Linked DNA regions of Homo sapiens: region 1 is linked to region 2. The links are chromatin loops, found by intact Hi-C in ENCODE. Cell type or tissue: A673. All regions are shown on one strand. Each heading gives the region's core, and the rest is flanking DNA. Links, peaks and the distances in the headings are about the cores only.

Region 1 (5,392 bases), core at 73-5,072, 330 kb after region 2:
AAGTTGAGATGAGAAAATCCTCCGTAAAGTGGAGCACCCAGATCAAATTCAGGTTTCATGGATCTTCATACAGTTCTGATTCCATCCCACCCCAATGCTACATCTCACTCCCTCTCCCTACTGCAGAGTCTATCACAGAAGCATGCAATACAATAGAAACCCACCGGAATTTAAAGTGAAAACAAAAATTGATTTCAATGTTGGAAAGCAGATACCTTAAATGAAGCTCTGTAAACATCCCTTTGCAGTTAGACAGGCTTGAGAACTTGGGATATGCTACTAGATAGTTTGTATAGTCTCCTTGTCCCATTTAAAATTCATTTTAAAATATATTTAAATATGAATATTGTTCAACCAAGACTACACTTTCTACACAGAGTCCTATCCCATTCCCATCTCCCGCTCACTCTGGTTTACACCCAACCTCCTTTAGCCATTTAAATTATCTGCAATGCCGCCAAAACTCCGTATAGGTTTTTAATCTTTGGTCTGTGTCTATATTTAAGGAAAAGAAAAAAATCAAGAAGAGTTCCAGAATACTAATTAAGTAAAATAAAATCTTCAATTAGTTAAAAAGAGAGAAATAAACAAGAATCACAGTTTCAAATAATTTTTCCATTCCTTAGAAGACAAAATTTGAGAACTCAAAAATATTAGTGTTCAAGCCTCAGTGGCCCCTTGTTCATAAAGAACTTTCTTTCTTCCTCATTTATACTCTAATAATGCTTTGTATGTCTCTTTAAGAGGAAAAAATATCACCTAACCTCTGAGCTTCAGTTTCCTTATCTATAAGTAATTTTAGTAATTTTACCTACCTTACTGGATTTTCAAGACTAAAGGAGATATGTAAATAAAATGCTTAGCATAATGGCTGACACATACTTGAAGGAGTTGTGTATTACTTAAAAGTCTACTTTTCTTGCTTTTCCAATAGACAACAAACTCCTTGAGCACAAAGTCTTTTTTATGAGCTTGTTATACTGCTCAGTACCTAGCACTGTCTCTTGCACATAATATGTTCTCCATGAACAGTTTTTTATTTATTAATTAACTCGTGGGGATGAGGAGGAAATAATACGTCAGAAATATGTAGAGAGTTTCTGAAAATTCATAGGCTAATTCCCAACCCCAGATATGATGGTTCAGTCAGTCTGGGTTAAAATTTGGACACATTTGTTAATGCAGATATTCCTCAGATGATAATTACAACTATCATTGTTTGAGAACTATTGGTCTAAGTCAACTGGTCTGATTCTCAAGCAAAACCATCTTTGATTCTAATCCATATATCTCTACTTCTTACCTCATTCCGTTCGTTTTTGGGTCTTTATACCATACCTCACTCTTAATTGGATTCTGCATGCAATGATCAAATAACCTGCTGTTCATTTACATTTGGATTATTGTTTGCACAGATTACACATTGGTGTATCACCTTTTGGATTGTTCTCTGCATGTTGGGTCCAATGATATATTTTTTTTATCTATAGTGTAGCATCCCTACCATAGTAAGTGCTCTTGGGGATGTAACTAATTACTTCTCACATTACTCCCTGGCAACACAACAAAATAACTTATGCCTAAGGATACATCCATGAGGCACACTTCTCCAAGAACAGCCAAGAGCATATTCTATTAAATCTCATTGAATATCAGAGATTAAAATTACTTTTTAAAAACTTATTGATGATTCCATGTAACCTAATTATTTCCTAAGAGTATTAACCAAGAGATAGAAGTTAAACAATGTTTAATATAAAGAAATATTTACAATATAAGTGAATTACCTACTGGGGTGGGGGGAATAGCATTCAGAACTCTGAAGAACAGGAAAGCAAGAAATAAAGGGAGCAGTCGCACCTCGAGGACCAAAGCAGAGTGTTCAATGAAGTCGCCAATCTGGAAGAGCCCAGACATTGTTGGAAAGGATGTAGGTGTAGGCCTTGGATGACAGGGACTTCTGTGGAGGTGCTGCGTGGTGGACCTCGCTGGAATCTATCCTCCCGGGTCTGAGAAGTCTTCCACTGGAAGGTGCCAGCCTGCCCTCCGGGAGTCAGCTAGTAATGAGCACACCCCAAACCAGGAAGAGCCCCTCTCTCCTCCAGTGTCCTTCCAGCGCCCTCTATTGGTGAAGCCGGACAATGAAGGGTGACTATGGAGCTGAGAGGCCTGGGCTGTTACTGATGCACTAAGCAACTGAAATTCCGAATGTACTTATGTACTTGCTTGAGATTAAAGACTGAGTTAGTGACAGAGCAGGGACAAAAACTGCTCCCAGTCCGAAAACCCTTTGCATTATATCATTGTGGTTAGATAATCCTGGAGTTGATTTTGAAGAAGAGAGGGGCTGGGAAACATTCCAGGAAGAGTGCCTCATATGTTCCAAGCTCTTACAATCTCAATATAGCCTTCATAATAGGTCTTATTCTTTTTTAACTCTTTGTTGTTGTATAGACAATGCAATTGAAACTCAGAGAAGTGAAGTCACTTGATGGTCATATAGGAAATATGTGACAGTCAGGATTTGCTCTCTGGTCTGACCTCAAAGTTCATAATCTTTTGATTATACTGCATTACAGAAAAAAGTGCACTAGACTGTGATGGGAAAAAACATTGAATTTATGTTTTTAGTTGTGACAGATTACTTTTGCACTTTAGTCATCCAGTTCAAATGAGTTAATTAGTTTTTCAGGTCTCTGAATGAGAGAAAACAACATCGCAGTCCACAAAGGCATGGCAAAGCAGTGTTAAAAATGTGGAAGCACATCAAATACAAAATCCATAGAATTATATGAAGAAATAGGTTTTTCAGCAAGTGAAGTATCTTAGTTTATCATGAACCAAATTGTCTAATTTGCATCTGTGACTTTTTTAAAACATTATAGCTCGCAGTGAATAATTAATTGATTTTAAGTCAGTTTGGTTCAGTTGGAGGCTACTCTAACTTAGCATGAATATAAAAATATACACATTTTAAATAATACATTTGCAAGAAATAACTGGTTCCAAAAACCTCTACCTAGTATTGAATAATTCTGGCAAGATACTTTGATATTGTTTTTTATTGAGACAGAAATTATTTCCAACATAGGTAAAAGAAAGTTTATGTGTTATTGGTCAAAAGCTGCCATTGAACTTATTGCTCTAAGTATTTTTTCATAATTTAAAATTGATAATGTAGGCATTGGTTATTTCAGTAAAATGGGTTATCAAAGGCTTAGTTTGACTAGAAGGTTAAAAGGAGCTAAAATCTAGAACTTGCTGTTAGTCGTATACCAAATGCTAAGCACTCCTTTGCAAATGCAGGGACCAGGTAGTAACCATAGTTTCCATTGTAAAGCCTGGACATAGACTGACAGCATCAAAACTTATCATTTGTATCATCTGTGAAGACAGCACCATCACAAAACTAAACCACATGGGTTTCAAATTACTTCAGCAAGGCACATGGTAGTAGTGGATTGTGTATCTTAAACTATCTCTGAGATTTACTTTACACATACATGTAAAGGACCTTGGCCTATTAAATAAGACTATTTCTTAAAATAGAGTGACAGTCCCAATTCTCTTCAAATTTCTGAGTACTCAAATACAAGAAGACAAAAATACACTCATGCTTTAAGGTACTGAAGATGCCTAGAATCCCATCAAGCTCTCAGTGAGGACCAGCTCTCATTGATTTCTCTCTCTTTCTCTGAATTCTCAAACTAAAATTACAGTACTTAAATTATGCAATTTTATATTGCTTGCTACAATTTATTTTGTCTCACCCATGCATTCAAAATCAGAACATAAAAGATAAAATACTTTTTAGTCTGTATATCCCTACAACTGTCTTGAACCCAGAGAAGGCTCTCAATAAATATCAGTAATGTGTCGTTTGCCTCTTTTAGGGGATGAGAGTATATGTGTACTCACAGACTACAATTATAAGTCACTATATGTGTTCATTCATTTATTTTATAACTCATATTAATTTATGGCACCTGCCCTAATGGAGCTGTATGCTGACAGATTATGGTAAGTGTGATGAAAAAGTCGAAGTTTCCCATCCAAGTACTAACCAGGCCCAACCCTGCTTAGCTTCCGAGATCAAACGAGATCGGGTGCAAGCCCGCATCGCCAAGTCAATCCTAAGCCAAAAGAACAAAGCTGGAGGCATCACACTACCTGACTTCAAACTATACTACAAGGCTACAGTAACCAAAACAGCATGGTACTGGTACCAAAACAGAGATATAGATCAATGGAACAGAACAGAGCCCTCAGAAATAACGCCGCATATCTACAACTATCTGATCTTTGACAAACCTGAGAAAAACAAGCAATGCGGAAAGGATTCCCTATTTAATAAATGGTGCTGGGAAAACTGGCTAGCCATATGTAGAAAGCTGAAACTGGATCCCTTCCTTACACCTTATACAAAAATCAATTCAAGATGGATTAAAGACTTAAACGTTAGACCTAAAACCATAAAAACCCTAGAAGAAAACCTAGGCATTACCATTCAGGACATAGGCATGGGCAAGGACTTCATGTCTAAAACACCAAAAGCAATGGCAACAAAAGCCAAAATTGACAAATGGGATCTAATTCAACTAAATAGCTTCTGCACAGCAAAAGAAACTACCATCAGAGTGAACAGGCAACCCACAAAATGGGAGAAAATCTTCGCAACCTACTCATCTGACAAAGGGCTAATATCCAGAATCTACAATGAACTCAAACAAATTTACAAGAAAAAAACAAACAACCCCATCAAAAAGTGGGTGAAGGGCATGAACATACACTTCTCAAAAGAAGACATTTATGCAGCCAAAAAACACATGAAAAAATGCTCACCATCGCTGGCCATCAGAGAAATGCAAATCAAAACCACAATGAGATATCATCTCACACCAGTTAGAATGGCAATCATTAAAAAGTCAGGAAACAACAGGTGCTGGAGAGGATGTGGAGAAATAGGAACACTTTTACACTATTGGTGAGGCTGTAAACTAGTTCAACCATTGTGGAAGTCAGTGTGGCGATTCCTCAGGGATCTAGAACTAGAAATACCATTTGACCCAGCCATCCCATTACTGGGTATATACCCAAAGGACTATAAATCATGCTGCTATAAAGACACATGCACACGTATGTTTATTGTGGCACTATTCACAATAGCAAAGACTTGGAACCAACCCAAATGTCCAACAATGATAGACTGGATTAAGAAAATGTGGCACATATACACCATGGAATACTATGCAGCCATAAAAAATGATGAGTTCGTGTCCTTTGTAGGGACATGGATGAAATTGGAAATCATCATTTTCAGTAAACTATCGCAAGAACAAAAAACCAAACACTGCATATTCTCACTCATAGGTGGGAATTGAACAATGAGAAC
Region 2 (5,392 bases), core at 286-5,285:
GGCATTGTTACCAGAGGAAGAGATCCGAGTTACCCTGAGTTACCTGTGGTGTATCTATAGCAAATTCAGTCCTTGCCTCCCCAGAAGAAATAATTCGACTGGAGGGCATAAAGCAGAATAAGAGACCAAGGCAAGTTTCAGAGCAAGAGTGGAAGTTTATTTAAAAAGGCTTTAGAAAAGGAAAGAAAGGAAAATTTGCTTGGAAGAGACCAAGCAGGAACCTGAAGTTCCAAGGGAGAAAAGACAGCAACAAGAAAGGGCTTGATCCTATGACTTTATGAGCTCCCCTCTTTCCTATGATTCTTCCCGTAGGGTGTGCCGCCGCATGCGCAGACCCCTCCTTACCCTTGGGAAGTGAGCACGCTCAGTGTGTTTAGGAAGTTGTACACATGCCCATCTGAGGCTTTTTTCCTTTTTCTGTTGGAGTGTACCCGTAAGATTGTACTTCGCCATTTTTGTTTCTTAATGTGCATACCCAGGGAGTTGCTTTCTCCCTGGGATCTGCATTTAGTTAACACTTTAATGTTAAACAGATGTGGAACATCAGGAAATCGCCTCTGCCTGGAGCCGGCTGCCAATTTATCACTTTTAGAGGGGCAATGCAGTAATTGCCGAATCATTGCCAGACATTTCTAGTGGGTGGGGGACAGCCCTCTCCTGCCCTGCTCATGCCTAACTACCTGTAACAGCATCATGGAAGACCTATCTTATACCCTAACTTCATGGAAATCTGTCTGGCCTGGATGTTTGTATGCTGTTTACACACATCTATGACCCATTTAGCGGATGTTAGTCTTGTGTACTGGCACATTTCTCCTATAGAAAAGCTAGACTTCCTAGACTACCTACTATGTATCCCCTTTCCTAATTTTCTGTCTCTCCTCATACAACCTTCCTACTTTCTTCCTCAACTGCTCTCTTTCCTTCTTCCTTCTCCCTCTATCTTTTTCTTTCTTTTTATCTTTCTTTTGCGTGCTCCATATGCCCACTTCTCAAAATCACCAGTTTATTTAAGGAAGGGGAAAGAGCCAAGAGTCAAACTAGGAATCGTGTTAGAAAAGTGGGATGGAAGGAAAATTCAAGATCATCTATTTCAATATCCTACCATACATATGGACCCTCTCTGAAACTAAAACATTTTCACATAGCTTTTATTGGAACATCTAGACATGAGAACCTCACTACTTCAGAGTCAGCTTGTTCTATTCATGGTGGGTTACAGTTGGTAGAAAAATTTCTTCTTGTGAGCTGAAATCTGTCACTCTCTAAATTTAGGCTAGTTAGCCCTATTGACTCAAGTTTATTTCTAATATATATTTTGTGGTATAGTATGGAAAGTTTGTCTTCTTCGAATTAGTTTTACTTGTCTATCAGTCATAAGTTTCCAAAACAAGCATTTTCTTTAACATTCTTACTGGAACCATTAGTTATTGCCCTTGAAAAATCAATGGGAATTTTGGTGCTGGAAGATTGAGTGGACTTAGACCTATTAAAATAAACTGAAATCTGTACCTACCAGAAAGTTTGGTTAACACTTAGGCATAGCCATTTCAGATAACAAAAGATAATATACATTCATTAGTAATATCTCCCAGGTACCTGTCTGATTTTGGGCTCCCTTTTGTAATTGATTCTGGGCTTGCACCTAGTGCCTTGCAGTTTTACAGAGTTTTTAGAGGAGCACCACATTGATTCTTTTTTCCAACCTGAAAAGCTAAGAAACATGCAATCGATCAAATTGAAAAGATAAAGAGAACCCTTGAAAACAGTAATTGCTTATCAAATATAAAGATGTCATTGTTGCTGTAATAGTTTCCAAACTCAAGAATCAGAGAGGATAGACTTTAATTTCCTTAGGGCTTTCACTACCCGTTAATGGAAGGTCAAATCTGTAATAGGTAGTCCCTCTGACTCATAGTCATAAGACTTCAGTATAAAGATAGGTTTTGCCATTGCATTAATCTATAACTTTGGACTAGTAACTTGACTCTTAAAACTCAATTTTCTTATCTAAAAAATAGTACTACTAACAAATAAGTAATATATGTAGAATATATATATATATAAAATCAGTAAAGGATTATATTGACTTTAGATAATATTTTTCTCCACTAGACTGTAAGCTTTTGAGGATAGACCTTTATATAACTTTTCTTTGTATCTCAGAGGACAACAGTCCTAAAACATAGAAGTAATTATTATTAAAATATTTATTATAAGTAATTATAAGTATTTAGCAAGTACTCACTAAAAGCTCATTGAAAAAAATGATAACTGCAATATTTTCTTTCACTCCTTATTTTGTGGGTAAGCAAGTTTCAGTAGGAGATAAAATAAACTATTTTGGGTCAAGTATTAGCACAAGGCTTGGAGAATTTTATTTGTGTTAACAAGATTATAAATCACCTTACATGAGGTAATGTCAGATACCTATTTAAAAATATATCATCTTAAATGGATATTTCTTCAAGTAAAGTAGATTCTCCCTGAGTTTCCACAATATTAAGGAAAAGAGAAAATGTTCAACCAGTATTTGTTGAATAAATGAATATATGCCTAGGATCCTCAAACCAAGAAAACATCAAATATTTCCTTTAATTTTAATGAAGTTATGTTTTAAAGTTTATTGTTAGTCTATGGATTTCAAAAAAAAAACAATTAGAATGGATGTCTCATATAGCTGAACAATATGTTCTGTGGATCATCAGATTTTTGAGATGTTGAAATCTGATACAGGTCTTTGACATGGCAACCACAAGACACTTAAATATTTTACAGAAAAAAAAAAACTAAGGATTTAGTCATCATTAACAAAACAAATATATCTAATACAAATGTAATGTCAACCTGCATCTCTCTAAAATGAACTGCTGTACATATAAATGTAGAAACTGTCTCTTTAAACTTTTACCTCGGAGCTACTTGAGATGTAAAAAATTACCAGTAAACAGAATCACTTTCAGAATAGTTGTTTTCAGCCTGATAAAATATGTTCATTCAACAACAAAATGTCTTCCTTTGTAAGTCACCAATTCCTAGAGTCATTGCCTATTCTGTTTCACAGTAAGACACGGAAATATGTTCACAGAAGGCTATTGTTACTGCAGCCTCCTGCAGATGTCTGTAATTAGGGTTAAATGGGTGACCCATGCTTACTTGGAAGTAGAAAATAATTTAAGAAGGAGGTAGCATTTGAATTGAGAATTAAAGGAAGGATCAAGTGTAGGCACCCAGAATAGGGACAAGGCATTTAGGCAGTGGGGAAAGCATGAATAAAAACTTGGAAAAGAAAAATTCATTATGAATAGAAAACAGGGAATATGAGATGGAAACTTAGGGGAAATTAGATAAGAAGATAGGTTGGGGTAAAGTTATGGAAGACCATGAATATCCAGCCAAGAAACATGAACACACAGTTACTTGGGCAGTGAAATGTCGTTGAAGTACAACATTTAAAATGTCCGAAGTAGAATTTAAAATTTCTACAACGTGATTACAAGAATTTTTCTAGTGCTGAATATAGTCATTTTCTAAGCCAGATGTTTCTTTTTTAAAATTAGTATTGTTTTTAAAAATTCAGATAACCAGTATGACTATTAACAGCATTTTATCTCTTTAATTTTAAATATGTGGATAAATGTTCATGCATATGTAAAATATTTCAGATAAAAAAGGGTATAAAGTCAGATACCTGCCTATGATTATTATTAGGAAACACTTGCCTAGTTATACAATGTGTCACATTCATTGAGCTTTCAGAGTTTTAGAGATGATCACACATCCAAGCCAATTGTCTTGTTTTAAGTAATATTTTGCTTATGATCTAACACACAATTGACACTTATATAACATGCAATTCAACAAGCATCCCTTTTTAGTATCCAAATTTAATTTGAAGATGTCATTTGTCTCTGAACATTCTTTGGAAACACAATGTCTATTCATTTTCATTAGCATGTTGTTACATATAATTTGAGCTCTCCTTTACAGCTTATAATTTCCTTCTTTTCTTATGAAATCTCTTCCTTTAAGGATACAAAATTGTTTTGTTTCCCATATTATCTGTCTCATAGAAAAGTGACTGAAATCACTTCTTGTCAACTCATACATGCAATTTACTCAGTAACAGTTAAACTATTCTTGAGCGCAGACATAGCCAGTGTCAGCATTTTTCCCAACTTGCATATTTTTGCTTCAAGGTACGTGTTCTGTCTCCTGGTCCTAAATTGGGATAACTGTTATGACGGCATTTTCCACGATACTAATTAGAACATTCCAATGGTGATACAGGGTAAGAGTTAAATCTTAGTAGTGGCACAAAACAGCACTCAGTCCCTTAAAGTACCAGTTTCTCTTTTCTGAACATTTATCTCCTGGAAAGCATTTATTTTGTTTATTACCTTAGAATTAGAATTTGGGTTTTTATCGTAAGAAATTTTCATTGCTTGATGGTGCAATGTCCAATGAAGAATGGAGGAAAGCCTTCTAAAAGTATGCAGACAGTATGTGCTTTCTGAAACAGAACTGAAGAAAATGCTGTTGTTGCCATGCTGCTATCACAATATGCCACCTGTCAGGAGCATTATGATGGTCTTTACTGGCAGCATTGGGGCAGAGTGAGACAGTAGAATAGAAGAAATGCAGACCAGACTGTCATGAAAACAGTCCTAACCTCAAATCTGTTTGCTCAGGATGTTTGTGTACTTGGGCTATTTCCTTCCTTAATTCCAGTTTTTAATCTCTAAAATTAGATTTATAAAATCTGGTCCCCCAACTTGACAGACTTCTATCAGATCAAACTACTTAAAACTTGTAAAATGCAATTCAACTGCATAGCATTGTTATTCCATATTCCTGTATGTACTCTTAAAATGACTGAGAAAGAGGCTGAAATTGGCTTCCACACATAAGAAGGCAATTTAAGAAAAGGCTGCAAGTAAATAGTAGTAAGGGGTCTATTTTCATCTCAGAGACTTCAATTAAATTGGATTCTTGACTTATAATACAACAAACATGCTTCCATCTTGCCCTTATCATTCTTCAAATATCTAGAAAGCAACTTTTTTTATATTTCACAATCAAACTTAAATCCATATTACCTGGTGGCCTAGTGTAATGAAAATGACCATGGATTTTATGTGAGTTTTATCATAGGTATAAAATAAAGGGATTTGGCTCAATAAATGATTTTTATAAGCATCATAACTAATAGTGAGATGATAGCATGTACTAGAAAGATCACTCATCTTGGGGTCAGAGGTTATGGAGCTAGCTTTTTCATTGCAGAGTAATGTAATGAGCCATTATGTGTTACTTAAAATTCTTTGGTTCTTCTTGTTCTTATCCATAAAATGAAGATAGGCCAGGTGTGGTGGATCATGCCTGTAATCCC

The links. Peaks named below come from ENCODE experiments on the same cell type or tissue, not always from the same donor. Only the 100,000 strongest peaks of a DNase experiment are listed, where the experiment ranks them.
Region 1: it touches region 2 in a loop (2.2-fold over the local background); 2 of 110 quality-filtered maps call a loop at or near these places.

What each region holds. Positions count from the first base shown.
Region 1 is chr11:104,251,301-104,256,692 of GRCh38, reverse strand. It overlaps the pseudogene RNA5SP348. Among named protein-coding and RNA genes, the nearest start is that of PDGFD, 90 kb to the right of the region's middle. In A673, for the core only: a CTCF peak has its summit at 2,128 (motif pointing left); a DNase peak (open chromatin) is centred at 2,122.
Region 2 is chr11:104,579,143-104,584,534 of GRCh38, reverse strand. The region is part of intron 1 of LINC02552 (long intergenic non-protein coding RNA 2552); the gene reads left to right. Among named protein-coding and RNA genes, the nearest start is that of LINC02552, 27 kb to the left of the region's middle. In A673, for the core only: no CTCF peak of the experiment used is centred there; DNase peaks (open chromatin) are centred at 514 and 3,094.